7 separate regions of the Mus musculus genome follow, and regions 1, 2, 3, 4, 5 and 6 are each linked to region 7. The links are chromatin loops, found by intact Hi-C in ENCODE. Cell type or tissue: left cerebral cortex. All regions are shown on one strand. Region 1 overlaps Vps13b (vacuolar protein sorting 13B). Region 2 overlaps Cox6c (cytochrome c oxidase subunit 6C). Region 3 has its middle 4.5 kb from the start of Gm22208. Region 4 holds the start of Rgs22 (regulator of G-protein signalling 22). Region 5 overlaps Vps13b (vacuolar protein sorting 13B). Region 6 holds the start of Osr2 (odd-skipped related 2). Region 7 holds the start of Vps13b (vacuolar protein sorting 13B).

Evidence for each region. A loop is a pair of places that touch in the nucleus more often than their neighbours do. Peaks named below come from ENCODE experiments on the same cell type or tissue, not always from the same donor. Only the 100,000 strongest peaks of a DNase experiment are listed, where the experiment ranks them.
Region 1: it touches region 7 in a loop (2.3-fold over the local background); 7 of 42 quality-filtered maps call a loop at or near these places.
Region 2: it touches region 7 in a loop (3-fold over the local background); 3 of 42 quality-filtered maps call a loop at or near these places.
Region 3: a loop joins it to region 7, with 4 times the contacts of the local background. A loop is called at or near these places in 6 of 42 quality-filtered maps.
Region 4: it touches region 7 in a loop (4-fold over the local background); 5 of 42 quality-filtered maps call a loop at or near these places.
Region 5: it touches region 7 in a loop (3.0-fold over the local background); 3 of 42 quality-filtered maps call a loop at or near these places.
Region 6: it touches region 7 in a loop (9-fold over the local background); 8 of 42 quality-filtered maps call a loop at or near these places.

What each region holds. Positions count from the first base shown.
Region 1 is chr15:35,913,279-35,917,278 of GRCm38, forward strand. Vps13b (vacuolar protein sorting 13B) reads left to right here. Exons shown (of 62, transcript NM_177151.4): 57 at 1,496-1,672; 58 at 3,769-3,939. Among named protein-coding and RNA genes, the nearest start is that of Cox6c, 23 kb to the right of the region's middle. In left cerebral cortex, a CTCF peak has its summit at 2,094 (motif pointing left); a DNase peak (open chromatin) is centred at 2,061.
Region 2 is chr15:35,933,086-35,937,085 of GRCm38, forward strand. It overlaps Cox6c (cytochrome c oxidase subunit 6C), which reads right to left. Exons shown (of 4, transcript NM_053071.2): 3 at 2,200-2,328. The coding sequence ends at 2,215. Among named protein-coding and RNA genes, the nearest start is that of Cox6c, 3.2 kb to the right of the region's middle. In left cerebral cortex, CTCF peaks have their summits at 1,574 and 1,774; no DNase peak of the experiment used is centred here; H3K4me3 peaks cover 436 bases.
Region 3 is chr15:34,534,263-34,538,262 of GRCm38, forward strand. No RefSeq gene overlaps it. Among named protein-coding and RNA genes, the nearest start is that of Gm22208, 4.5 kb to the left of the region's middle. In left cerebral cortex, a CTCF peak has its summit at 1,785 (motif pointing right); DNase peaks (open chromatin) are centred at 1,778, 2,081 and 3,449.
Region 4 is chr15:36,137,899-36,141,898 of GRCm38, forward strand. Rgs22 (regulator of G-protein signalling 22) reads right to left here and starts at 2,502. Exons shown (of 28, transcript NM_001195748.1): 1 at 2,430-2,502; 2 at 1,981-2,009. The coding sequence starts at 2,454. In left cerebral cortex, no CTCF peak of the experiment used is centred here; DNase peaks (open chromatin) are centred at 2,139, 2,467 and 3,868; H3K4me3 peaks cover 837 bases; H3K27ac peaks cover 1,366 bases.
Region 5 is chr15:35,542,868-35,546,867 of GRCm38, forward strand. The region is part of intron 19 of Vps13b (vacuolar protein sorting 13B); the gene reads left to right. Among named protein-coding and RNA genes, the nearest start is that of Gm24771, 57 kb to the left of the region's middle. In left cerebral cortex, a CTCF peak has its summit at 2,207 (motif pointing left); a DNase peak (open chromatin) is centred at 2,192.
Region 6 is chr15:35,292,636-35,296,635 of GRCm38, forward strand. Osr2 (odd-skipped related 2) reads left to right here and starts at 3,463. Exons shown (of 4, transcript NM_001368665.1): 1 at 3,463-3,832. Gm52178 (a long non-coding RNA gene) reads right to left here and starts at 3,399. Exons shown (of 3, transcript XR_003951500.1): 1 at 2,173-3,399. In left cerebral cortex, a CTCF peak has its summit at 422 (motif pointing right); DNase peaks (open chromatin) are centred at 442, 1,232, 2,023, 3,350 and 1 more place; H3K4me3 peaks cover 674 bases.
Region 7 is chr15:35,369,904-35,373,903 of GRCm38, forward strand. It overlaps Vps13b (vacuolar protein sorting 13B), which reads left to right and starts at 1,215. Exons shown (of 62, transcript NM_177151.4): 1 at 1,215-1,874; 2 at 2,030-2,204. The coding sequence starts at 2,058. LOC115488525 (a long non-coding RNA gene) reads right to left here. Exons shown (of 2, transcript XR_003951638.1): 1 at 2,792-4,000; 2 at 325-2,257. In left cerebral cortex, a CTCF peak has its summit at 1,678; a DNase peak (open chromatin) is centred at 1,509; H3K4me3 peaks cover 3,027 bases; H3K27ac peaks cover 1,116 bases.

The DNA of each region.
Region 1 (4,000 bases), 540 kb after region 7:
TCTAAGAAGAGGAATAACTTATTCCACAGGACCATTGATTGATTGATTGATTGATTGATTGATTGATTGATTGATTGAGATGGGCAGAGATCAAGTAAACTAACCTAGGTTGGAAACCCTACTCCTAAATTTTTCAGCCAGAGACTGTGAATGTCTTACTAACAAAATCTCACTTCAGTGTCCTCTGATTCCTGCCAGTAGAGATACTGTAGACACACATCAAGTGGGATTGTCATCTACCTCCTGTATCCATACAGCTCTGACCCCCAGCAGCTCAGTGGTCAGGCACACTTGCAGGGTGATGGTGGCACTGTTGGCCTTGTGCTTGGGGGATTCCATGAGCAGTGCCTTGGCCCCACGTGGCTCTTCATTTGTCAGTCCTAATGACTGACAGCCATGTTGTCACCCTAATGCTCCAGAAAAGGGCTCAACATTTATGCCAGTCCTATGCTCTCTACTTTAGGAAGCTCTCTGCTTTGATAGTGACCTGGGGACTTGGCCTCCCTCTTCGGTTGGTGACTTAACTGAGGATCTCTGTCACAGAGACTTGCTATTGAGAGAGGGAACAGTTCCCATCCTTTGCCTTACCTCACAGCCTTCCCAATAAAAAGGCCACAGTACTGAGTTTGGCATAAAGATTCCTAAAGGAAGTTGCTTTTTCAGATCTCTCCTCTCCCTGCCCCTGGTCTTTGCCTGCCCCTGGAGTCCTCTGGGCTTACAAGCCCTCAGTCCCCACCCCAGGCGGAAGGGAAAAGGCAGAAGGCTGTGAGCAAGCCACTGGAGCAGGCCAGCTCCTGGCAAGTCTGAATTTAAATAGGAAAGCAGACCCAAAGCCACGCTCCTGGGACATGGGTGGGGGAGCACTTCCCTCTCGCTAACCTAATCAGTGTGTCCCTGTCACCGATGTTTACACAGCCCAATAGGGTTGAAGGAGAGACATTTGTTTGGCTCTAGCTCCACTCTAAGAGAAGTACTCAGCTTGATAGGATTGTGAAAGATTAAAAAGAACCCTCCATCCTTGTCAAAGCTTGCATCCCTTTTGCAATACCCTATTTTAGCATCTGGCTTCTCACCACCAGGCAGCTGCTGCTGCTGCTGCTGCTGCTGCTGCTGCTGCTGCTGCCGCCGCCGCCCTGACAGATAGGGAGAAACATCTCAGTCTGTGAGCACCTGCAGCCCAGAGTGCCTGACTGAGCTGGAGGTGTTCTCTGCACATGGCTCCCTTTACAGGAGTACAGGAGGCTTGGGCACAGAAGTCATATTAAAGCCATTTGCAAGGCTGCCAGAGGAACACTGTGATTTATAAAGTATGAAAGTTCACCATTTATGAATTCACAGATATGATTTCCCATATTTTGCTCCAAAGAAGCTTATGGGTGTCATACACCCTTCGTTCTAGTGTGGAAAGGGAATTTTAGAGAAAGCAGGCCACTTTTCATGAGTGTTGAAAGTGCTGAACTCAAGGTCTCAATAACCCCTTCCCTTTGTGTTGCAGGCTGGGTGGTGGGGTCTCTGGAAATCCTCGGCAGCCCCGCCAGCTTAGTGAGAAGCATTGGGAATGGGATCTCGGACTTCTTCAGGCTTCCATATGAGGGATTGACCCGAGGCCCAGGAGCCTTCGTGAGCGGAGTCTCCAGAGGGACCACATCATTCGTCAAGCACATTTCCAAAGGTAGCGGGTGCCGGTCCTTGCAGGGCCTTGTCTTGTGTTTCAAGCGTTCATGCTGTTCAGTTTGCTCACCCAGCCTGCAGCTTCTGTTGTGTTAACTTGCTGTGAAATGCTGGGATGATAGCAAAGCTCATGTTTTAAACAAATCACTGCTTGCCTGTAGTGTTTAAAAATGTTTCAGAAACGTTCTCATTGAGAAAACACAAACTGGCTCCACTGTTATTCTATACAATAAATATAGAAATACTGACAGTGTTTGTGACCTCTGCTAAGCAGCAGGGCTCCCACACCAGTTGCCTCATCATGTTTCTAAAATGCAGATACAGTTGTCATAGCTGTCTAAGGACATGGACTCATTGTAGTGGGGAAGCTGACTGCTAAGCCAGCTTTACTCCCACTCCCTACATCCACAGTGCCATCTTGTGGTCCAGACAGGTCATCAGGCATGGAGGCTAAACTGCTTCCCACCAGGAGAATGTTTTCATTTCATCCAGTGTTTGCTCGATATTTTGGTCAGGTTGGCAGTGACCAGGGAACTAACAAGGGCCATCTGAGTCCCCTTTTCTTCTCAGCGGGAGGCAGAGAAAACAGGGCAAAGGCCTTCTTGCCCATAAAAGGCATTTTACTGTAGACAATACCATAACTCTGTTATGAGTGGGCAGGTTACTGAAGACTCTAGAAGACCTCAAAAGAAGACTTAGGCTTGAAATATGAGACTCCATGATCCATAGTGAGGGTGGGGGCTCCTGGTGGGGGGTTGGCAAGAGAGCAGCCAGAGTAATAAAAACAAATTCCATGGACAATGAAAGGGAGCCTCCCCCAGCCCCAGATCCCGGGAGGCCTGGGAGCGGACTAGAAACTCACAGATGTGTGCCTGGTGGGCTTCTCAGTCCTGCCATGGGTCCTCTGAGGTTCTGGTGTTTGTGTTTTACAATAGGACAGCAAACACCTGTTAAACTGTAGCTCAGCTTATTTAGCATCCTGACTGCTTCTTACATTTGTTCTCCCATCTTAGCAAAATCGGGGGGGGGGGGGGTTGTCTGTGTGTGTGTGTGTCTGTGTGTGTGTCTGTCTGTGTTGTGTGTTCATATGTCTCTGTGTTTATATGTCTGTGTGTGTCTGTGTTCATACATCTGTGTGTGTCTGTGATTCATGTCTGTATGTGTGTCTATGTGTTCAAGTCTGTGTGTTCATCTGTCTGAGTGTGTCTGGGTATCTTATGTGTTCAGACCACAGGTAAAAATGATAGCTTCAGAAGTGGGACCTGCCATTTCTTCTCTATTGGTGTCTTCTGGTTTTGCTGCTGAGATCCATATGTACTTGCTGGAGCAGTTGGGACTGTTGGAGCATGGGAAGTTGTCTTTTTTTAGGAAAACCAAACAGAATCATTGCCTGGGTTCCTTTGTTGACTTTTCTATCAGTCAATGTCCAGATTACCAAAACTTCATAAATCTTCTATAGCAAATAGGGTTTTTCCCTCAGAATACCAAGTGATAGAGTTTACTTTCTCCCTTTATTAAGACTGAAGTCATGACCAGGTGCGGTCACGCTTGCTGAGGAAGATCACAAGTTCAAAGCTGATGTAAGCCTGTATAAGAGAGCAGAGGAGGGCCGGGCGTGGTGACACACGCCTTTAATCTCAGTACTTGGGAGGCAGAGGCAGGCGGATTTCTGAGTTCAAGGCCAGCCTGGTCTACAAAGTGAGTTCCAGGACAGCCAGGACTATACAGAGAAACCCTGTCTTGAAAAAACAAACAAAAAAGAGACCAGAGGAAGAAAAGGGAACAGTGAATTCACAAGTTGTAAAGTGGAAACATTTCTTGACAATCTACCTGGGACTAAGGAGTATAACCTTAAACATAACCTGTAAAATGAGCTCAGAAACATAGGTAGGCTAGGCATGTAGTCAGCGGTCGGACTTTAATCTCTTAAAACTGGATCCATAGAGGACTTCAAAAATCTTTCCCCCAAGTCTTGAGAAATTATTGGCAAGGTGCAAAGGTCTTAGCCACTCAGTGCTGCTGGCATGTCTTCTCATCCCACCTCACAAACCCTGGCTGCCACCTGAAGGGAACCAGCCCATGCTCTTGTGCCCGCAGGTGCCTTGACATCCATCACCAACTTGGCCACCAGCCTGGCCCGGAATATGGGCCGGCTCTCGCTGGACGAGGAGCACTACAACCGGCAGGAGGAGTGGCGGCGGCAGCTCCCTGAGAGCCTAGGTGAAGGACTGCGACAGGGCCTGTCCAGACTGGGCATCAGCCTGCTCGGTAAGAGACTCGATACTCCTGTCTGCATTCAGCTTTGGAAGCTCCAGGGATGGCCACGTGG
Region 2 (4,000 bases), 560 kb after region 7:
ACAGTGCATTAAAACACCAGCATTGGGGGACCAGAACCAGGAGAATCTTAGGAGCTCACTGGCCAACCAACTAGTCAAGATGAAACAGCTTCTTGTTAGCAAAAGACTACCTCAATAGACTAATGCAAGAAGCAACAACAACAACAACAACAACAACAACAAAAAATCTGAGGGTCCTTCATTCAAAGGGGAAGGACAATTTTTAAAAAATATTTTTGGGACAACATATTATCTGTATACTAAAGAATGAAGCTGGATCTTGCCATTACACCATAAACAAAAATTATCTTAATACGGAGGACTTTTAGAGCAGTGGTGCTCAACCTTCCTAATGACGACCCTTCAATACAATTCCATCTACTGTAATGACTCCCAACCATAACACTACTTTCATTGCTTCTTCCTAACCATAATTTGGCTGCTGTTGTGAATTGTAAATACCTGGTATGTAGGTTCATCTGATATGAAACCCCTAAAAGGGTCATGACCCACAAGGTTGAAAAACACTGACTAAAGAGGTGCAGCTAAATTAAAGCATACACTTCATACAATCCCCAGCACCAGCAAAAAAGAAAGACTCAAAGACATAAAAAGCATTAAGACTCTTGAAAGAAAGTGTTTAAGATACTGGATTTGGCAGTGATTCTGGGATGGCCTGTTTGACAGAAATATAAGGGAACAACTCATCTAAAGTAAAATTTAAAAAATAGTCAGCAGAGTTGAATAAAAGAATCCCCAGGATGGAGAGCTGGCCAAGTGGCTAAAGCACAAAAATAACAATAAAATCCAGAGTTTGGATCCCCAAAATTTATATAAATGCCTGACAGACATGGTGGTTCATCTGCAATTGCAAGAGTAACCTGGTTAGCCAGCCTAGCCTCATGAGAGGGCTCTGGATTCAACTGAGATCCTGCCTCAATACTATAGAAAATACTAAAGGAAAGTACTCTTAATATTAACCTTGGACTTACGCACGCACACCCTACATACATATGAAAGGGGAAAATCCCCAGTATACCCAAAGAATATACAAAGTGGCCAATAAGTACATGCAACACTCGAAGCTACAAATCACTAGGAAGCGCAAATCAAAACCACCATAAAGTATCTCAACCCACTACCAAAAAACACACATACACTGGGAGTGAGTGTCGGGGAAAGCACCCTCACAGGGGCAGGGGGAAAAGGATGGGATAGGAGGTTTCCAGATGGGAGACCTGGAAAGGGGATAACATTTGAAATGTAAATAAATAAAATATCCACTAAAAGGGAAAAAACAAAGATAAAAAAATCTACACACACACACACACACATATATATACATGTATATACACATATATATGAGTACATGTATGTATGTATATAGAATAAGATGTAGTCGATTGTAGAATGCTTTCCAAGTATGCACAATACTCCAGGTTCAATTCCCAGAAACAACATACAATGGAGTATTTTCAGCCTTAAAAAAAGGAGGGAATTACTGACATGTAAAATGTACCCCCACCCAGCCCTTAAACAGGCTGAGCAGTTGACTGCTATCACCAGGAGATCATCGGGGGTGGAGCCTGCCACCCTATCCTTCTGCCACTCCCACTGCTACTACCGCCACCTAGCTGTTCCAGAGTACACACGTGGTCACCTACAGCTGGACTCTGAAGATGATTTGGCGGGAATGGGCCCCTCCCCCTTCCTTATAACCTCAGTTTCTGAATATTAAAATTGATCAGAATCTCTTGACTTAGCTCCATCAAGCCGCCTACATTCCCTCTTTTCTTCCAGATTTCAAGATGCTTTCCAGGCTCGAACCCGGACATGTGAGCCGCTGGCCGGCCTCAACAGTAAAACACTGTACTAACTGAAATAACTGACAAAGGGCCAGCAAGGCGACTAGATGGGTAAAAGCACTCACCGCCTTAATCTGCCAACCCAAGTTTGTTCCCTGGAACAAACCCATATAATGGGTGGAAAGAAAAGCAATTCCAAAGTTTTTCTGACATGTATCCCATGCATAGAAGGAGAAAAAGGGGAAGAAGAAAAGCAAATAATGTAGTTTAATTCATAAAAAGAACTACTTGTCAGTCTGGAAGAAAAGCATGGCGGCTCTTTCCTAGACAGTAGCAGTTTTATAAGAACTGTACAGTTAAGATAATTCACTAGTTAAACATTTCTTAGACACAACTAAAAAGTAACTGTAATTACCTTTGCATTCTGAAATCACTTGGCACTCTGAAAGATACCAGCCTTCCTCATCTCTTCGAAATCTTTCATGGAATCATAATTTCTGTAGAATTCTGCATACGCCTTCTTTCTTGGCTCAGCCACGCCAAACTAAAAGGTAGCATAGCCCGTTACAGAACTTTCTTTTCAGATTATTAGAAATGCATAAAAACAAAATAAACTAAGAAGATACTTGTACTCAGTCTTTACTGAGCCCTCTTATTTCCTAGACAAGGAGGGGGGACACCATGAAAGGAAGAGTCTTGTGGCAACTATACAGCAAAAAGCTCCCTACTACCCTAGAGACAGACAACCCTATTCTGGGGTAGGGTTGTAGTCCACATTTGTGTATGTGTTTGGTAGAAAGAGTGTTAAGTTGGGGCTGGAGAGATGGCTCAGTGGTTAAGAGCACTAACTCTTCTTCCAGAGGTCCTGAGTTCAATTCCCAGTAACCACATGGTGGCTCACAACCATCAGTAATGAGATCTGATGCCCTCTTCTGGTGTGTTTGAAGAGAACATAAGAAACCCTGCCGTCGTCGTCCCCCCCAAAAAGTTAAAGATAGTACAAAATAAACTAATAGCCTTCCTTCTAGCAAACCATAAATATTGCCAGTCGAAATGTTAACATGGTAACATATCCCGGCTCAACTTAAGCAGACTGTGAATTTTAAAGAAGTTTAAAGCAAATTTAAAAGATATAAGAAAATGCCAGAAAGTTATAGGGAATTTACACTTAAACAAGAACTGAGTCATTTTGCAAATTAGGGAATGGAATCCAAAATGATGGCTGATTACTTGAAAGGAAGGCCTTTATTAATAAAACTGCTAACACAAAGAAAAAGATCAGGAAGAGCTATGTTCATGTGGCTGTGTCTTACATACAGAATGGTCAGCACAGAGGGAAGGAATGGTATTTGAGAGACCAGGTGGAGTTAAAGCAATAGATCAAAGGTTAAGCAATAGCCACAGCTACGGCTGGCATTTGGTGATCCAAATCCACGTCTGGAATATAAAACACGGTTTAGCTCATCTTCCCAGGTTCACTCATCGTGCACAGAACACAGTACACCTGTGCGTACTAGTCCACAGGTGAGGGGCTACAGAAATGCACAGAATCCTGCTATCTAATGAAGCAACACAGAAGTAAATTTACTGTTCCTCCTCCTTTTCAAATCCCAATGTCATCCAATAAAAGAACCAAAGGGAGGTTCCTCAGTGCCACTCTCTAAAGTCTGTTGAAGCCCACACTATATATAATAGTTAAGTTAGCATCTACATGACAGGGCTAAATGATGTTCAGACAGCTAGAGTTTTATGAGGCTGGTTTTGGAAGAAACTTGGCCAACAGTGATCCACTTCAGAGTGTAAACAGGTCACCCAATGCATAAAAGGACCAAATAAAAAAAGGTTAACCCCAAGACACATTTTCAATCTTCTTGAGCTAGGTACACCCATCTTCTTTTCCCAACAGACACCAAACCTCCTAGACTTCCAACCCTGGGACTTGTACCAGGACACTGGGATAAGCAGTTAAAACTGCTAACACTTTCCCCTCAAGGCTTCTGTATTGGGTAGTATACCAACATTCCCTTGGTGCTCAGATCTCCAGACTTAGAGTAAATTATAACATCAGATTTCTTGGTTGTCAGCTTTACCTTGATACCTGGGAAGAGGGAACCTGTAATGACTGTGGCGCATTTTCATTTGAAGATAGGGTTTCTGTTACGTTGAAGCCTTTGGAAGGTAAATGAGGGAAATATCTTGAAGATAGAGTTTCTTTT
Region 3 (4,000 bases), 840 kb before region 7:
TGTACTTGCCTACGCTTGTGCGCTCTCGCGCGTAACTCCCCCCCCCCAAACACATACACACACACACACACACACACACACACACACACACACACACACACACTGTGTTAGTTGCAGATGTCAGAATAGCAAGTTAGTTACACAGTTCTGGGCAGGTCTCCCCAGAACTATAGGATGCTATAGGATGTTGTTTCATCTCTGGCTTGTCTGTATGAGAATCACCTGAGAGCCCAAGCCTGAGCCAAAGTATGAGCATCTGCTAGCTGCTCTCTGGGTCCTTATGATGTGTGACTCCACTGGGGCCGAGAGGCCTGCCTCTTTGGACCCTCTGACTTCAGAGACCTGTGAATGAGTAATGGAGTCTCAGATGTCTCATAACTCCTGTCTGCTTAGCCAGCTTCGTCTACACCAAGAAACTGTATCCCTCTATGACATCAGCTCTTCTGAGCTGTTGACATCTAGGTGGAAACTTAATGAGACATTGTGGTCCAGACTGGGAATTCTACCTGGGACAAACTCATTTTAAAAAACAAAACCAATGGACCAATCAAAGCAAAAACCAGCCTGGCTGGTACTTGTGTGATTCCGTGATTCCAGTATCCCAGAGTACTTTGGCTTTTTTTTTCTTTTTATTTCTTTTTTTTATTATTATTAGATATTTTCTTTATTTACATTTCAAACGTTATCCCCTCTCCTGGTTTCCCTTCCGAAAACCCCCTGTCCCCTCCCCCAACCCAAGTACTTTGTTTTGATATTTTCCTCTCCTGGTAAGAATGTCCCAAGCTCAGATGTTCTCAGTTTTGCTGGTAAAGCATGCTACCCACTCCTTGAGATGTCAATTTAACTGGACTTAGTGGTGCCTAAAAGGCCCCAAATTTAGAACCACTATTCTGACTCTTAAAAAGAGGTTCTACTGCAACCCCCTAGGGGTGTGCCTGTCAGTTAAGGGAAAGGGCAGGGCAGCCAGCCATAAACCGACACAGGTCATTGAAATCCCTGAAATCCAGCTGGGGTCAAGTGAGTGTCCAAACTCAATTCAAAGTATTTCCAACCTCTCCCAATCCATTTTGAAAAAGTATAAAGTTAACCGGATTCTGTCCTTGGGGACAACCCCAACGCCACCCCATCTCCCCATATGTGTGCATTCATTTAAGGACACACTCCTAGCTTCAGTCCAGCCTCATCATAGCCTGCTAGGCCTGCTCACGGTGTTCCGGACAAGCTGGACTTTGTGCTCTTTCCATAGGCGCTTGAGACCTTGATCCATTTGCCTTTGCAAAGACCTGCTCTGTTTTCACAGAATATCCTCATCCAACTCCGTCTCATCTGTATGGGCTTGACTTTAGTGGCCTTACCTGCCACTCACTTAAAATACGTTGCTTTTATAGACCATGGTAGTGCATGCCCACAACCCCAGCCCGTTGGAGGTTGAAGCCAGAGGATGAAGAGGTCAAGATAGGCCTGAGCTACTTAGTGAGATACTGTTTCAAAACACAAAATCAAAACTAAAGCCATTCTTCTACGTACATCTTCCTCCAGCCCATGACAATTTCATTTCCTGGTTACCTCGCAGTGTGTAATCATGTTTGCATTATGTACTTGTATAACTCTTACACATCAGCCTCAGGAAGGTGAGACCGTGTCTTTTATTAATGTTTCAGTATAGCTTCCTTCCTGGCTCTTAACTCATCACTTCTATCTAATATATTTTTGTTGAATTGAAATTTTAAGTGATCAGAGGTCCGGTAAAAGTTGTAATGAGCAAGTAAGCCACTAGGTGGTGCCAAGACCATGAGCATAGGCTGTGGTTAGAAAGATCCTATTAAAATACAATTCTGTTGTGCAAAATCCTTGTTACTAAGGGTATTTATGTGGTCTTAGATTAATCAGTACTCCATCTTTTAGAGGGTATACCCATTTGGGCAGAATCCTAATTGACGAAATTTTGTTATGTGGAGTGTGTGTGTGTGTGTGTGTGTGTGTGTGTAACTGTGGTGTGTGCATCCATGCATCAGATTGTAGAGGCCAGAGAAAGATGTTGTGTGCTTTCCTGTACCTCTCTCCACCATACTGCCTTGAGATAAGGTCTCTCTCTGAACCAGAAGCTCATTGTTTGGGTTAGCCTGGCTGACCAATCAGCTCTCAGGATCCAGCTACCTCTGTTTTCAAGTGCTGAGGTTATAGGTCTGCACAGCTATGCCCATGGGCTGTGGGGCTTTAAAGTCAGGTCCTTATGCTTCAGAGCAAGTGCTCTTATGAACTGGACCATCTCCCTAGTCTAGTTCTATGAAGTGTGTGTGTGTTTGTTTATATGTGTGTATTTTTATGTGTGTATGGGTGTGGTTGTATATGGGTGTTTGTGTGTGTTTGTGTATGTGTGAGTTTGTATATGTGTTTCTGTGTGTTTGTGCGTGCATGTGTGGCTCACGTGTTGATGTCAGAAGACAATTTCAGGAGTCACTTCTCTGTGAGATGTGGGGGTTGAGCTCAGGCTTTCAGGCTCACTGCACAGATGCTCTTACTGACTATCTTGCTAGCCCATGGGCTCTCTGAATCTTGAAGATGTCTAGAAAAGAAATAATGGAAACTGTCTTATATAAAGTGTAATGCCTGCTCACAGTATCCAGCCAGTCGAACAGAGCAGAAGGCTTCAGTGACAGTGCCCTCTCTTCCTTTCCACTCTTATTTTTATTGAAGTCACTTATTAACCTTTTGCTTTCTTTTCTCTAAGGCAAACAAACTAGCCTTATGTCTTTAGCTTTCCTTCAGCAGAGGAATCTTCATTGACCCCGTTCTTATAAGCCTGCGGTTGTCCTGGAGACTGTTCATTTTCTGGCCCCTAGCATCCAACTTCTATGGGAGATCAGAAGGAAGCCCCAAGGACAAGTTTTACCTGTTCTCAAGACATTACAACAGGAAAAGATGCCCAAAAGTAGGCCAGGAAAATATGAGATAGAGCCCTCCAGGTCAAGATGACAATGTTCTGTTGTTCTGTTGTATCTTTTGCAGAGCTATGTGAGTGTGCCTGAGTGTGTGTGTGTGGTATGTGCGTGTGTGTGACTTCTTGAGGTGGACTCTGGAACAAGCCCTAGCAGCTGGCATGTGCATTCTGATGTCAGTTTTGCCAGACGCAGAGCTGTAGCTGTCAGGGGTCCAGCAGATTTCCCGATCAAGGGACCTGTCTGTGCCATCTGTGACTACTTCCCACTGTATAGCCACAATGGTCATTAGGAAGGTAGCCCCAGGACCATCACTTGGTCAGAAAATGATAAGCTGGAGTTACCCTGCTGGCCTTGGACTAGCTGTGCGAGGCACTAGTTCTTGCCCAGCTTGCTTGCAGCTTCCACCCACCCCATTTTCTTCTCTTCTGGCTCAGTTGCTTCCCTGTGGGCTTTTTTCTGTTTCTCAGTGAGATGGGGGATGCTAGAGAACAGACTCCGATAGGCTTATGTTCCTGGGATCAGCAGCCTCAGCAATGGGGACTTAGAATCTCAGGTGCCATTCCCAGACCTAGAGGAAACCAAGCATCTGGACCAGATCCTTGAGTGTGATTCCCACAGGCAGGAATGTTCCAGGGCCGTTCACAGAGTCCCAGGTGTCCAAACACTGCTACCACACCACCCTGCTATCACCAGAGCTCCTGGGCACTTGCCAAAGGCACACATTTCTGAGCATCAGCCTCCAGAGAGCCCAGCTGCGCCAGGCCTGTGGGTGGCCAGCAGTTTGTGGTTTCATTAGCTCTGGGGGTGATTTTGTGGGGTGTCATCAGAATCACCAGGCTAGACCATCTTCTGAGTATTCTCTACTCCAGGGATTCTGATATTTTTGCCCTTGACACTCTTGGGATGTTAGAAACCAAGGCAAGATGTTTGTTTGTTTGTTTATTTGTTTGTTTTACATGCAGAGGCTGAGGTTCTAGACTACTGTGTGCCTTTTCTCCCCACATCCCTCAGTAGGCCTTGATTTCTAGGTGCTGGCTGTTGAAGAGTCTGGTCTTTCC
Region 4 (4,000 bases), 770 kb after region 7:
ATACGACAGCCATGGGAGACTCCAGGACAGCCGCTGCACACAGTTTGCATCTGATGCTTTAGACAGAGAAGAGTGTCAACTGAGAGAAGGAATATCGAATTGGTATCACTTAAGACTATAGCCAAACTCTGTGCCTGGCGATGAAGCCAGAAATAGAACCGCAGGTCCAAGGTCCATGATATGGAGACAGACATGGCTAGGGAGGGAGGGAGGGAGGAAGGAAGGCAGCATGGACAACTGAACAGGAGTGTGCCACTCACCAAAACACAAGAAAACAGTGGAAAGGCAGAATCGGGGGCTGGAGAGCACAGGTGAGGATTCTGAAGAGGTGACACAGGGACACCTGATAGCTCACCAGATTATGTAGAAGCATCAAATGTGTTGTCTGGACACAGACATGGTACAGGAATCTGCAATCCACACAGCATTGAAGCATCTAGATACAAAGTCTGAAGTGATGCGGGGTTGCACACATAGCAAGTTGCGGGCCGCACAGGTTACGTCCTAGCAACACCGAGAGCAGATGTGGGGATGGCATATGGACTTGGGATTCTCAAGAGATGGGGAAGGGTAGAGCTACAGGGGCGAAGGAAGAGCTCACCCACAAACTTCTGGAGAGCAGAGTCCCAAAGATCAATACCTCACAGGAGTGGGGAGAGAAGCTGGGAAGGGAAAAGAAGACTGGGATCAAGGCCTGGAACTCAGCGGGTGCCCAGGGAAGGAGGACAAGTTGAGCACAATCACTCAAATGCTAAGTACTCATAAGACGCCCAGGCTGGATGGCACAGAAGAGGAGGAGCTGGCTCAGATGCCCTCCTGCGTGAAGCACTGAGGCTGAGTGATGGAATAACTTAATTTCCCGTTAAACGGGGTTCGGCCAATATATGGAAGCATTTCTGATGTGCTGTGTGTACCTGTATGTTAGTGTACATAGAAGTTTCTCTTTTCTCCCCCACCCCTCCTCCTCCTGCTCCCACCTCCTACTACTCCTACTATCTGCTGACTTAGCCTTCTCTCTTATGTTAGCCCCAGCTAGACTGTTAACGTTTTTGAGACTTAGACCCAGTATTTAGGACAATACTTTGAATACACAGTCACTCATGTTTGTTGAATGAAAAGCCAAAAGTAAATAGGATAATCAGTCAACAAGAGAAGTGGGTGCTAGAGTATTCACATTAGTAAATACTGGACGCGCTTTGAGCTCCAGCCTCAACGGTGGTAGGAAAAAGGGTTGCCTCTGTGTCTGTCTGTGCCCTGGGGCAAGCTCCTCGTGTAAGCAATATGCTTTCTAGAAGAGTCTCTAAAGACAGCACTCTCCCAAATGATAAATAGATTTGGCAAATATTTAGTATGCTCAATTTCTCCAAAATTCTGACCTGAGAACAATGTCTAGAAAACAATTTAAACACTTACAAATAGATGACTGGTTTCTGTTGCTGTTTTTGTGTTTGTCTGTTTTGGTTGTTTGGTTGATTAGTTTTGGGTTTTTTGGCTTTGTTATTTTATTATTTATTGATTGACTGGGTGGTGTTGTTGTTGTTGAGACAGGGTTTTTCTGTATAGCCCTGGCGGTCCTGGAACTTGCTCTGTAGACCAGGCTGGCCTCAAACTCAGAGAAATCCTCCTGCCTCTGCTGGAGTTTAAAGACCTGAGTGCTACCATGGGGGTGGAGGTGAGGGAGGGCTGGTATTTTTTAAGACAGGATCTCACATAGCCTTGAATTTGCTATGTCACAAAGGATGACCCCGACTCCCAGCCCTTCTTTCCCATCTCTAATGCTGGGGTGAGCAACTTTACCTACTAATGTTTACTGCAACCAGGAGCTGCCCTGCACATCACAACAAAGCCATGGAGACAGCCGGCCTGCCCCCATAGGGACAGCAAGGGTACGGAGAAACTACATGAGGTCTTTTACAGAAGAAAGCTTTAGCCCGAAGAGAATGTAAAAAAAAAGACCCGTTCTCGCCACTGTGTACTCACAAACTCTTCTTCTGTAACTTCTGGCGGCTCTGGAAGGAGACAAAACGTTACCTTTTCGTACTCAGATCTTCCTTTTAGACTAACTGAAATCATCTGCGACAGCCCCTGGCGCTACTGTATATACATATATCCCGGGTGAGCTCAGTAAAATGTTCATTATCCGCACATGGATTACATTTTAAGGTAGGATTCCAGGTGAAGGTGGGGAGGAAAGACCTTTGGACTTTGGCTTGGGACCCACTGTCACCCCAGAGCTAACCTAAGGCCCCCATTTGCAAAAGGAGAGCTTAGCGTGGTTAGCGCACAAGGTAATAGCGACTGCCCTGGGGGTTCGTATAAAAGGCAGGGAGCTGGGGCTGGGGACCCGGGCTTGGGCTGGAGGCTTGGGGCTGGGGTCGAGCGCGGTCCGGGTGCCCGAGCACTGCGGCAGGGCGCCGGGGCCCACCTACCCGCCGAGAGCCGCTTCTCCGGCATCCTGTCGGGGGAACCCAGCTGCCCGGCCCCGCTGTCTGGGGAGCGACTGCCGCCCCACGGCACGCGGCCTGGGGCTGCCCGCTGTTGCCATAGAGCTGGACAAAGCAGAGGCGCCTGGGCCAGGGGTGGCGGCTGGGGAGCGGCCGTTACTGTGGAGATCGCACGGCTCCTGGTGGGGAAGGGCTGTTGCGGGGGCGGGGGGAGCAGATCCTCCCACAGCGAAGGACCGCAGAGCCAGGCCTCAGTTTCCTTAGGTCAGACGCCTGTAGCAAAAGGTTTTTCATAAACGCTGACCACTAGGAATTACCCGAACTGGGGACCACAGATTACAGTTACCCTAAAATGTGTGTTCAGGAAAGGAGTTAGGAAAACAGAGCCCTGTGTACTGTGGCACACACCTGCAATCCTAACAGTTAACAAAAGAAGGCAGGAGAATAGAGTTACAGCTTGTTCTCAGTTACTAAGAGTTTAAAGCCAGCCTGAGCTACAGTAAAGCAAAACCACAAACAAACAAACAAAAAAGAATTTATTTAAATAGAAAAGATAAAAATTTAAACACAATTATTCTAAATACTAAAAATATTTATGTCCCAAAAATAATTTATGTCCCCCCCCCCAAATTTGTGTTTTAGTTGAGATAGGTTCTCATGTAGCCCAGGCTGGCCCTGAACTTCTGATCCTCCTGCCTCCACGTTGCTTGTACAGGTTTTGCAGGTCTTTGCCCCAACCCTGGCCAGAAAATGAAGCTCAAAGTCCCTGTCTGGGAATGGGTATGACTTGGGTGTGGAGTGATAGGGTGGGGTATAGCTCCTGTTAGACATTTGCATTGGAAATACTGCTTCCTAATTGTTTTATAAAACTTATCCCATTCTGTAGTTCTGAATTTCCTCAGTGGTACCAAATAAACCCCAAAGCTAACTGCTTGCCCCTTCCCAGCAGTACTTCCAATGCAAATGTCTAACAGGAGCTATACCCCACCCTATCACTCCACACCCAAATCATACCCATTCCCAGACAGGATCTTTGAGCTTCATCTTCTGACCGGGGTTGGGGCAAAGACCTGCAAAATCTGTACTAGGAAGGTGGAGGCAGGGGGATCAGAAGTTTAAGGCCAGCCTGGGCTACTTGAGAACCTATCTCAACTAAAACACAGATTTTGGGGGGGGACATAAATTATTTTTGGAACATAAATCTTATGACCGTTAAATGATACATCTTCCGAGTAACTCAAAGTTTCCCCCTAGAACTTTCCCTCCAAACCCCACATTCAGGTAAATACTGGATTCAGCCAGTTCTACCTTAACATATTTCTGCATTTGGGCTCTGCTCTCATTTTCCCAAGAGCACCCACACACAGCCTTAGCGCTAGCTCCCATCTGGTCTGCTGTAAAAGCTTCCTAACTTGTCAGTCTTCCAGGCTTAGCTCCCAGCTAGGAGTTCTCTTTAAATCCATTATCCATGCTGAAAGCAAAACCAGCTATCTAAATGCAAATCTGACCTACTTAAAACCCGCCAGTGGCTCCACATTTGACTCCTCAGTGTGGGG
Region 5 (4,000 bases), 170 kb after region 7:
GTGTGTTTAAGATCCAGTAACACTGACCCTGCGAATATGTCCAGAATTTGAAATTGGTTTAGTAACTTTCTGACAAAATATTCAGGGTTGGGGCTGGTGAGATGGCTCAGTGACTAAGAACACCCGACTGCTCTTCCAAAGGTCCGCAGTTCAAATCCCAGCAACCACATGGTGGCTCGCAACCATCTGTAACAAGATCTGACGCCCTCTTCTGGAGTGTGTGAAGACAGCTACAGTGTACTTACATATAATAAATAAATAAATCTTTTAAAAAATATATTCAGGGTTAAAATTCCTGCTAATCTTTGCCTTTCGCTCTTTTCCTAGACGTTCTAGTATCCATCTCAAAGGCAGCTGTTTTATATGTAATTATGATATGATTGGGAGTTCTATATTAAGAGGCCATTGTTAGTATATAAGATGGAAAAATACATTCTTGCCATTTGAGTGTAACCTTACATTTCATAGGTTTTTGTCATTTTATCCCTAAGTTGTCCACTGTGTGAGACATGTGGTCTGGGTCATAGGGAATAATTTAGAATAATGGTAAACTAATGATTCTTGCATAGATATGGATAGAAGAATGCTTAAGTTTCTATGTAGCTCTTTATTATTGAGGGAACTGGCAAGACAGTACAAGAAGGTCAATAGGGAATTTTTTAAATCCACAAACATTTATAGATGAGTAATAACAAAATAAATTGGGAAATTATAATTTTTGGCTAAGTACACTTTACCTGAAGGAGTTGTAAATATTTGCATACCTATAATGGAGAATGCTTTATATTGCTATCATTTACTTACAGTGTAGTCTGTGTGTGTGTGTGTGTGTGTGTGTGTGTTTCTGTGTGTGCAGACATGCACTTATGTGTGTGTTTGAACTGAACTCAAAGGAGATGAAAAGTACAGAGGCCCAAAGAATCAGACTTGGATAACTTGGAAGATATTCTAAGTATTGCAGAGTACCATGCTGCAATACATTATGTTCCCCTTATCTCCCTACTGGAGTCCAGACAGCTAGGCTAATTTTACCCTGGATAGTTTAAATATAGGCAAAAGTTAGAAGTAGTTTAGTGAAGGGAAGGTTCAGTACATGAAGGATAAGTTAAAGGGAAGTGATATTATCGGCAGAGGCAGTGATAAAGTGAGATGTTCCTCATGTCTGAGAGAGCTGACCATTGTAGTTAAATTGGATATAGACCTTTTTTTTGTGGTGGTGGTGGTAGTGTTTTAAATTAAGTATTTGAGCCCGCCTTTAAGTAAATAAATAATTTATTTTAAATAATTAGAATGTTCTTTTGGGAAGCAAGTACTTACATACCTATTGTGTGCACAGTCATTTAGTTTTACTCATAAGGAAGTAGCTAATCTATGTACACCTGAAAGCATGGTTTCCTTTCACAGATGTTTGCCTGTTGATCATCACAGTTTTATTTTTGTAATTATTTCACTTTTATACTTATTATGAAAATTCAAAAGGAAATTCTTAACCTACTAGAAGTCTTTTTTGAATATAAAGCGTGAAGAATTCTAAGTAGGTTACATTTTTATTTTTCATTTGTGAAGTAGAAATCTAAAACCTCATGGGAATAGTTAAAAAATGAATATAGTAATTTTACGAACTTTATTATGGATAAATTGTGAAGTAACACAAATATATGTATTTCATAGACAGCAGTCCCAGAGAAAAACAAATAGAAAAATAAGTTACTTGTAACATATATAAACATAAGCTATAGATAGCAAAATGGATCTTAGGATAACAGATCATTTTGCTTGCAAGTTGTCCCCCACCTTCTCTTTTTGAGACATGTTCTCTCTTCACAGTCCTGTGATGGCCTCAGAACTCATTATGTGGGCCAGGTTGGCTTCAGTTTTACAGACACTCCTCTGAAGTGCTGGGAGCATAGGCATGCACCACCATACCCAGCTCATATGCTTGATAAATGATAAATAGAGCTGAGAAAGTTACATGATTATAATCATGTAATTATATAGATATAATCTCTATAATCCTACCTCTAAAAAAATCCTAAGAGAGTGATCTGAGGTGCATGTAAAGAACTGTAGTCAGGTTTGTAGAGATGGCCTAGTAGGAAAGAACATTTGCTGCTTTAGCAGAGGATCTGATATGGTTTTGATTATTTACATCAGATAGTTCACAAAGGCTTGTACCTTCAGCTCCTGGGGATACAGCACCCCCTTCTGGCCTCCATTGGTTCCTGCACATATGTCTGTGTACACCCCCACCCCCAAAGTTTTACTTAAAGAATAAGAATATTCATGGCAGCTTTTTATGACAATCACAAGTAGTTTTGCTATCCAATTATAAATTGTGAAATCATTCAGAATGAATCCGTAGATGTGCCTTGGTAAAATTTTGGGGCCTGTAAAAATATTTGATGTCATTGGAAAGATTCATATAGAAAGCATATTTTAAAAAGCATTTAACACTGATAATGACTAGAAGTATAGTTTAGTGGCAGAACACTTCCCTAGGTCCTCCATTCACTTCAGAGGACTGCCAAAATAACAGATAAAGTAAAATAAAATAATATGAAACTACTTTATTATTTTCTTGTTGCTGTGACAGAATTCCTGACAAAAATGACTTAAGGAAGTAAGACTTAATTATGATTCAATGTTGAGCTTTTTATGTGACACCCAAACGTATATCTCCTGTGTGATTGAAAGGCAGACTCATCTTCAAAGTGGGAGGCACAGTTGTATAGACCAAAGTCCCAGACGGAATAAGAAGGGAAAAGAAGCTAATGGAGCCCAGCATTGACCTTTGTGCTCCTTGACTGCATGTGACCTGTTTCCTCAAGCATAGTCGCCTCCCCAGCATGCCATGAAGCAGAAAGCAAACATGTAGTTGCTGCCTTTCCCAGGCAGCTCATTGCTCAGCATGGCGAACTGGAGATCCTCTCATGTATACTGTGCTGTGGAACCAGAATCTTCTTTCTATAGGTTAAGCGTATAAATGCTCTTTTGACTTAAAATGCTTTAATTTTAATGGGGTTGTTGGGATATAATATCATAAATAGTGCATCTGTACACTAAACTAATAGACTAGACTGTGTTGCCAGTATAGAACATCTTTAATGAACAAGGTGAGAAAACTTTAAAGTTGATAATGCGTCTTTCCTTTCTTTTTTTAAAGAGTAGGTCAAAATAGTTGCAGAATATGATAATAAAAAGATAGTTTTGTACAGGAATTTGAAATTAGAAGCATTTCCAAGTCAACAAGGGTTTGTGATGGCTGTTCTTTCGGCTGTACCTTTCTTTCTCACTAACCTTTCTTTTGGCTGAAACATAGTTCATGATTATTAGCAATGTTTCGAAGGAGGACATTTCCTTGAAATAAGTGGGTAAGGGCTGAGAGGAAGAGAGGAGTCAAGAATTTAAAGAGGGATTATTACTGCATCTGAGCATGAGACTTTCTGAAATAGTTCTACAGTTGTAGAAGGCAGGCCACACTGATCAATTTTTGTAGAAAGATAAGAAGTAGTGGGCTAACAATCATTTAACAGGCGATAAACAGCTATTCTGTGTGTGAAGGTTTCATCTACATATATGTTTGTGTAGCACATGTATGCAGTTCCTTTGAAAGCCAGAGAAGGGTGTCTTATCCCTGGAACTCCAGTTACAGATAGGTGTTGGCCACCATGTGGATGCTGGGAACTGAATTAGGATCCTCACCAAGAGCCGCAATTTTCTTAATGCTGAGCCAGGTCTCCAGCTCCTTTTGGCTTCTTATCAACTTATAGTTCATCAAGGGAGATATCGGGTATGTAGATACGTTCAAGACAGTTATCAGACAGAGATAATTCAAATGAAATTCTTGTGACATGGGAAAGGATCCCTGTAATAATTTAAGACTAAGTGAGATTTTCATTGTGAACTGTATGAGAAAAAGCAGGTCCTTTTGGGGGCTACTGTGTTCCACTGTTTGCAAAGTTTAGGCATGGGTTGAGAATAGTGTTATACATTAATGTCT
Region 6 (4,000 bases), 77 kb before region 7:
GGTCATGGTCACATAGCTTTCCCTGAGATTCCATATTTGGTCTCCCCAAGCTGCTCCCAAGTGACCAGGTGTCCCTGTTGCTCATTGCCAGAGGTATGTATGTATTGTGCAGACTCCGGTGGGAAGAAGCTAAGTGGGGGGCATAGGGACAAGGAGGGTGCTCCTGGGTCCAATATACACCCCTCATCTCTCTCTAGTGGGTAGGGTCCAGCAAAGGGCATCTGGGGCTGATTTGGGATAGCCAGGGCAAGGAGTCATGGCTGAAGGATCGGTCTAGCAGCCTGCTGCACACAGCACACACAACTTTTCCTCTCCTGCAACAGGCTCGGGTTCAAGCCAAGGGAACCAGGCAGTGAGATCACTGGAGGCCACACTCACATCCTGGAACCCATGCCACGAAGTGTTCGCCCTGTGCCTCCAGGGGGCGCTGCGGTCCTTCTAGCGGACTGCAGAGCTATAGCCTGCCGGCGCTTTCCCATCGTGTCCCTTTGGACAGCCCGAGACCTAGCCACGATTTTTTAAAAGATGGAATTCTTAATCCTGGTCCCTCCACCCTCAGCTCCGTGTCTAAGACTCGCAAGCCTCTCCGCTCGCCTGGCCCCTTCACCGCTCAGTGACTGGAGTGCATGCACTTTTAAGTCGAGCTATGGTCAAGTCATCCAGGCTGCAGAAAAACACAGCAAAAGGTCGCTGTTCCGCAGAAGCTGAAGAAAAGCAGGGAAGGCGACTCATAGAGGGGTCCTAGGGAAGAAGATACAGTTTCCATAACTTGGTTTTAAAGCGTCCAATTTATTTAGGCTGTCTGCAGCACGCAGTCAACTTCAGGGTGTCTGTGTCTGACACCTGCTGGCTCCACCCGCAGACTCCTGGGTGGGCTGGGGACTGCGCTGTGCGCGCGTGTACACACACACACACACACACACACACACACACACACACACACACACCAGCTCCTCTGCTAGGCCTTTTCCCCTTCCTCCCATACCACAAACGTTGGGGCAGCAACCGTTCAGCCCGCTCCAGGTCAGCGTGTCCCTGTTGTCGAAAGCCCAGAGCCGTGAGGACTGAAGCTGACCCGATCCACGGATAAATGAGTAAATTGGCAGCTGAAACCCGACAGGGAGCTGGGACAGCTCCGCGGAGACTCGGACCTGGGGGTGCAGCTGGCCTGCGGCAGACTCGGCTTCTGCACGCCAGGACACCACGGCTCGTTTGGTGGCCGGGTGGGCCAGTTTTCTGCAACGAGGCTTATTGCAGGTCTGTCTACCTGGTGAGCCGGCTCTCTCAAAGCGTGCGGACTTGCCGCCCTCCCACCCCCGAGGTCTGAGCGCGGAGAAGTTCCGGTGCGGGTCCCAGGTGGCCGCCCAGCGGCCTAGAGAAGCTGCGGTTCCGAGCGCGCTCTACTGCACCTGCCCATGCCCGCTGCAGGGCTCAGGCCGCCGGGCCCCGCAGAACCGCGCTGCTACCTGCAAAGATTCTCGGAATCTATCCAACCTTTTTTTCCAGCTGCGGCGGAGCTCGGGCTGGGTTGGGCTAGAGTTCTTCCCAGGCTGAGAAGCGCGAGGTAAACGTGTTTACAGCAACAGGCTGGCTCAGGGAGCTTTCGGAAAGGGGGGTTAGAAATTCCACGGTTTTGAAAAGCGAGAGATTCAGTACTCAATACACACGGGCCCAAAGGTGCGAAGCCTGCTGATGCAGAAGTTGCCTCCACTTTAGTGCAAGGGAACTAGAAAGCACTGGCTCAAAGCTCAGGTCACCAACGGTGCGTGTATGTCCTGGGGGGGTCTGAATGTAAAGAAAGTTCCCTCCAGTTCTCTAAATTGAGAAAGGCTGTTCGAAGGAATGAGGTGGTTGGAAAGAGGGAACCGCAGGCATCCTGGGAGCTGAGGCTCAAGACCAAGCGCTAAAATGAAAGCACCCTATGGAACTCACTCGAGAAACGGTTTTTTAAACCCCCAACTCTTCCTAGGCGTTCTCCTGCGTCCATCAAATTTATTCTGAAGTAGTTAAGCACTACAGGATACTGAACACTCCAGTCTCTGTCCCAGGCTCACTTCCTAATCCTTGCGAACCTACAATTGGTGAAGATGGCCTGCTAGTCCTGAATTACGTTTTACCAAAGAAACGAAAATTAATATTCACCTTGACAAAAATAAAACAAAAGGCTTTTACCTTAATGGGATCGTTTCCGTAGTGTCTGCCTGCCTTCCTGCTTGGTCTTTGACGATTCGGCTCGGCTCGTAGCTTTCTGCTTACACCTATCCATCTCCTCACATAGTTGAGGTTATTGTAATTGTCCTTTGAGGGGGCGACCGAAAAGCATCTTTTGGTGAAACACGTTTGAATTGTACAGTTCCTTTAAAAGATCTATGGTTCTGCAAGCACCAGCTAAAGTGTCCTCAAGTGGTTTGGGACGAGGGACAGTTTGCTTAGTTCTGTTCCGGCGGCGCGTTGCGTCTGAAAAGAAGTTGCTTCAAGTGGATCTTATCGTTCCCTGACATCCTTTTCCAGAGGGACTGTAATACCCTCTCATTTACACGCTCACAAAACTAAACCTTTAGGAGAACTAAGAAACCTAACAGTACATGTCAAATTCAATCAATTTTCCTGGCGGCTGAACAATGAACTCAATTTTTGCTGAGAATGAAGATAATGCACGTTTTGAGGCACTGGAATAGTTTTTTCCTAAAATTTAAAAAAGATTGTTCTTCACCCATTCCAGATGGGCAGGTTATTGTTTGCCAATGGATTGCAGATGCCCACTCCTTTGCCTAAGTTGGTTAACTGCTTATGAAATGTACATTAGCTGATTAAAGCTTAGATATTGAAAGAAATTTCTCCCGGAACATCCAGATGTCTCTGCACTAATTATGAAATTAGTCAATTGTCACCTTCATAAACAAACTTCGTTTTGAAAACAGGGAGGAAACCAGACTACACACATAGTCACAATTGACCAAAAGTATGGGCAGAACTGTTTTACATAGGAGGAAGGGCGGTATATGCTGGAAAACAAAATCTAAAACTGATAGCTTTGGCCCTTTGAAGCAGATGATCATATTAAAAGTGTTAAGATGTGTAAAATGACGCGACAGCTAACCGAGTAAAAGTACGAAATGCCCTTTGGACTTCTCTGCGGGCTTGGGGGAGCAAAGATCCAGTAGTCGGACTTCTATCGGTGTGAGGAAAGTGTCATCCAAAAAGAGGGGATGGGCGTTGTCTTTGTGTGAGGTTTGAATTGAGTCACCTTGGGCTCTGTGTCTGGGTTAACTGGGAAAACCTCAAGCAAACCTGCGCCTTTAAGACTCAGTTGCTATCCAAACACAAGTAAACAGAGTGGACCATTAGCGGGCGCCGGGCTTGGAGGCGGAGCCTGGGCGCTGCAGCCTTGCTCCTCTGCAGGACGCCCGCCGCGAGGGGAGGCGGGGCCGCTACTAAAGCCTTGGACTCCGGGCCAGGGGCAGCCTGGGGCGGGACGCGGGCTGGGACGGAGCTCAGCGCGCTCGCAGCCGGAGGGTGATGGCCCTGCAGGGCTGCGGGCTCCGACTTTACCCGCAGTCCGCGGTCAGAAACTGGCCCAGGCACCGGGATCTGGGCGAGCTCTGAGCACTCATCCCAACACGCTCGCTCTTTACACATCCCGCTTCCACGGACTGCCGAAGACCAATTACCGCTGTCGCTTTCGCTCCCCCAGATCATGTTCTCGGTTCCCGGGACAACGCGCCGAAAAAGAAGTTCTCCCAGTTTGGACCTCATGACCTTTCCAAGCTGTGCGTCCTGCTGTCCGGACCTAGTCTGAACCGCGCTGCCCAGGCAGACATCGGTTCTGGCGGTGAGTGTCCTTTCCAGGGCCAGGCTGTAGCCTTCCAAAGGAAGGGAGGGATGTGGGTGCTCAAGGGGCGCCCAGGTTCTCAGTCTGGAGCGCTACAAGTTCAGAAAATGAAAGGCAGCCGTGCGGACCCTAGTCCCGGGCCTCGTGTTCTGGCCTCCTCCGGTCCCT
Region 7 (4,000 bases):
AGCTACAGTGTACTTACATATAATAAATAAATAAATCTTAAAAAAGATGTGAGAACAGAGGATCTTTGGAGAAGCCTACTCATTTGACAAACAATAATAATACAAATGAATTAAACTTACTTTGATTATAGAACAACACTCATGGGTTGAAAATGATTAACTTTTAGTAAACAAACAAATTGTATCCAGATAATGTTTTTAGGCTAGGGATTTGGCACCTTTTTTCTGGATATAAAAGAAAAACTTCATGTTTAGCACTCTATATATTATTTTAAGCATCTGAGTAACATCCTGATAGTGTTTTATTAGATTGTCACACATGTATAGATTTATGGGAATTTTAATATTAAAACTTCTCAGCCATGGATTCAACCTAGTTGCTGTTCAAGTATTTTGGGTAACAAGAAAAATGTTTATTTTGCTAATTAGGCTTTCATAACATTCACATTACATGGTCATTTATTAAGGCTTTTGAGGAAGCAGCTGCTGTGAATTAGCAATTGCTTGCTGTTTTTTCTGCCTGCGAAATCTAATTCATTATTTTCACTATTAAAATGAACTTTGGCAGTCTCACGAATACCATTTTCTATAGCAATCTCCAATTCTCTCAAGAAATAGTATTTTTTTTTAATTTCAAAAGTTTTATGAGTGGGCATTGAATAACCTATAAAGGAAAACTATTTTCAAGACACTATGTTTTCTTCAAAAGTTACCTAAAATTAAGAGAGGCTGGTTTAAAAAAAAAAAAAAGGCAGCATATCCCATGCTATTTCTATCCACTCAGTCTATTATCTTCTAAGGTAGATGTTTGAGTTATTGCTGTTAGCCCACAAGTTACCACTACTAACATCTATACATCTATTTCATCGTAACATAATCCACACTGTCCTTACCACTTATTTCACTTTTGGCTCAGGACTCTTATTTTCACATTCTCTCAGCTTTTTGGGGACCTCCATATTAGACGGTAGGCCAGTCCTCTCCATTCCATGCACCCTATGCACACTAACTAGGGGCTATTTCACCTCTGCTTTGAGAACGAGATTATGTACAGTATGGTTTAAGCTCACTCTTTTAAGCTGTTCACCCCTGATCTCAACTGTGTACCCACGTCCACTTTCCCGGCCTTGCAAAAAAACTTCAGCAGTAAATTTAAATCTTCCGCCTTTCTTAGCTCCTCCCACCTGTCTTTGACCTCCACCCTACCGAATCCCAGTTCCTCTTTCCAGTTCTTCCAGTAGCCACGGAAAACAACCGTTTCTCAATTTTCTGGGCTTGAAGAACGAAGGCTACTTCTCCCGCCTCCACGGCACCCTGCGTTCCTGCCGCCTCCGACTACTAAGCCTCTTGGGCAGTATTGGGTCACGTCCCGGCCATCGCCGTGTCCCTGCAGCGCCACTTCCGGATCGCCGGTGCTTCCACTTTACCGGTCCGCATCCCGCACCGAGCTCTTCGTAGAGTTAATTCCTAACCCAGAGCGGTGGCAGCGGGGATCCCGGCCTAGCCAAGCCGGAGTCGTCCCAGGCAGGCAGACGCGCGGGGTCCTTGTCCCCACCGCGGAAACCTGACGGACGGCGAAGCCCGCACACCCGGAAGTGGCGCGGAACGCGTGAGGCGTTTCCGCGGCGGACGCCAGGTACCCGGAGGAAGAGCGCACGCCGCCGCTCTGTGGCGTGTTTACCTTGGAGCGGGTGCGGCGGCGGCGGCAGCAGCGGGCCTGACGCCAGCTCGGTCCTATGGCCGGAGATCCGCCTGCGTTCCGGGAGTCGACCGCCTCTGGCTGGGCTGCGCTAGGGTAGGAGTGAAGCAGGACGTGCTGTCCTCCCACGCCCGGGGGCCGGCCGCCTCCAGCCTCTCTGCCTACTCCTCGTCAGGTGAGGCGCTCAGTTAGCGGGGAGCTCGCGCCCGGACCCGGAGGGCGGGCGGGCGATCCGGGAGAGCGGCCTTGCCAAGCTTCCTGAGAAGTGCATTTCCAGTTGCTGCCTGTCGATTCAGTTACTTACAAAATTTCCGTCTTTACCCTTTTCAGGATCTGACTTCGACGCTTAAATTTGAAGATGCTGGAGTCGTACGTAACTCCAATTTTAATGAGTTATGTGAATCGCTATATCAAGAACTTAAAACCTTCAGATCTCCAGCTTTCACTATGGGGTGGGGACGTGGTTCTCAGCAAACTCGAGTTAAAGTTGGACGTTCTGGAACAGGTAAGCAGTACAGCTGCCATCGGAACATCTTCGTCTTGATAGACATAGCCTGTCTAGTATGTTTTGAATGATAATAAATTTCCTGTTAGCGTGTTTTGCCTACTGTGTAGTTAGAGACTTCATTTTATAGAAAACAAACAAACAAACAAACAAACAAATACAAGGCTTTTTGCCTCGTAAGGGCTTATTCTGTTAGGATTCCCCAACATTTTTTCAGCCGATAGAAATTTCAGCTTGTTTACTCAGTTCTCAAGCACTGCCAAATATGCACACTCTTACAATGTCATATGAAACGGGGAAACATTACATGCTTGTTCTTCTTTTGGGTCAGTGGGCGAGTGTGAAAAACAGCAAGAGCACGCACATGTAAAGTTCTGTTCCTTTTACCAGGAGAAATGACATCACTCATGGATCCTCAGATTGACTAGACACAGGTTGAGAATGATGGTAAAACTGGAAACATCTTTACTAATCACTTTTTAAGGTTTTTTCTTTTTTTTTTTTTTTTTTTTTTTTGGTTTGGCATTGGAATGATCTGATGCAAATAACTCTGACTTCAAAGTTCACATACTCAATAATTCACTTACCACATTTATCAATGACATATGCCAAGTACTTCTCATATGCTTGAGCTATGTGTATACACATTATCTGCGGGAGCGCAAGAGCCAGAGAGCAGCTGCTTTGTAGGAGAGGCTTGAGCTGATGGGGGGGATGGTTATCAATACTTTTCATGGCGTACTCTTGTTATTGGATAATCCAGACAAAGCACTAAGAAAACCAGCTTTCCCCATTTTCTGCAAACGTTATTGGATGTCTTTGATATTTTCATTTTAGTTTTTAAAAATGAGAACAAATCCTAAGTATGATTGTTGAACTTTAAGTATGGAAATACCTGTGAATTCACCATCATGATGAAGGCAGGGGTGTCTCTAGCACCCTACAAGATGTACCTGTGTGCCCACCACACCAGACTCCCAAGACACTGCTGGTCTCATTTCTGCACTTTTGTGTTACTCAGATGAAGGACTGGACTTAGCACTGCCTGCATGCTGGCCAGGCCTTCTGCTGCTGAGCCGCATGCCATAGCAGTTAGATTTTCGTGAAGGAGGTGTTTGGGTTTTAACCTATTGAGCTTCAGGTAAATAGAAGTGATTTCTGCCTAGCAGCTACTGGTGCTTTCTTCTCCCTCCTCCTCCTCTTCCTTTTCCTCTTCTTCCTCCTCCTTTTCCTCTTCCTCCTCCTCCTCCTCCTCCTGCTGCTGCTGCTGTTTTGATGAACCCATAGTGCTGAGTCAGCAGCAGCTTGTTCTTTGTGTTGCTTTTGTATTCCATTTTGTAAGATGTCACAGTTTATCTGTTCTGTCAGTAGAACTTTCACTTCTTTATATTGCTGGCTATGAACATAATGTGTCTATGAACAATCTCTTGTGTGCATATTTATATACATAAGCATTAGTTTCCCTAAAGTATATCTAGGAGGTAGGCACATGTCTGATTTCAATATGTATTGTTAATAGTTTAACAGAGTGTATTAATTTACAGTCTTACTTATGGTTTTAAATATTTCCCAATTTTTCTCCTACTTGGTATGTTTGTTGCTTTAAATCTTTGGCTTTCTGATGGATGTGTAGTGATGTGCCATTGTATTTTATTTGAATATTTCTATATGTATTGGCTGGTTATGTGGATATCTTTTGTAAATTCTCTGGGTTTCTTGAGAATGTGAATATTTGCCTTTCCTAATTGTTGTGTGGGAATTTATTTTATGTTGCTTTTGGCTCTGAGTATTGAACC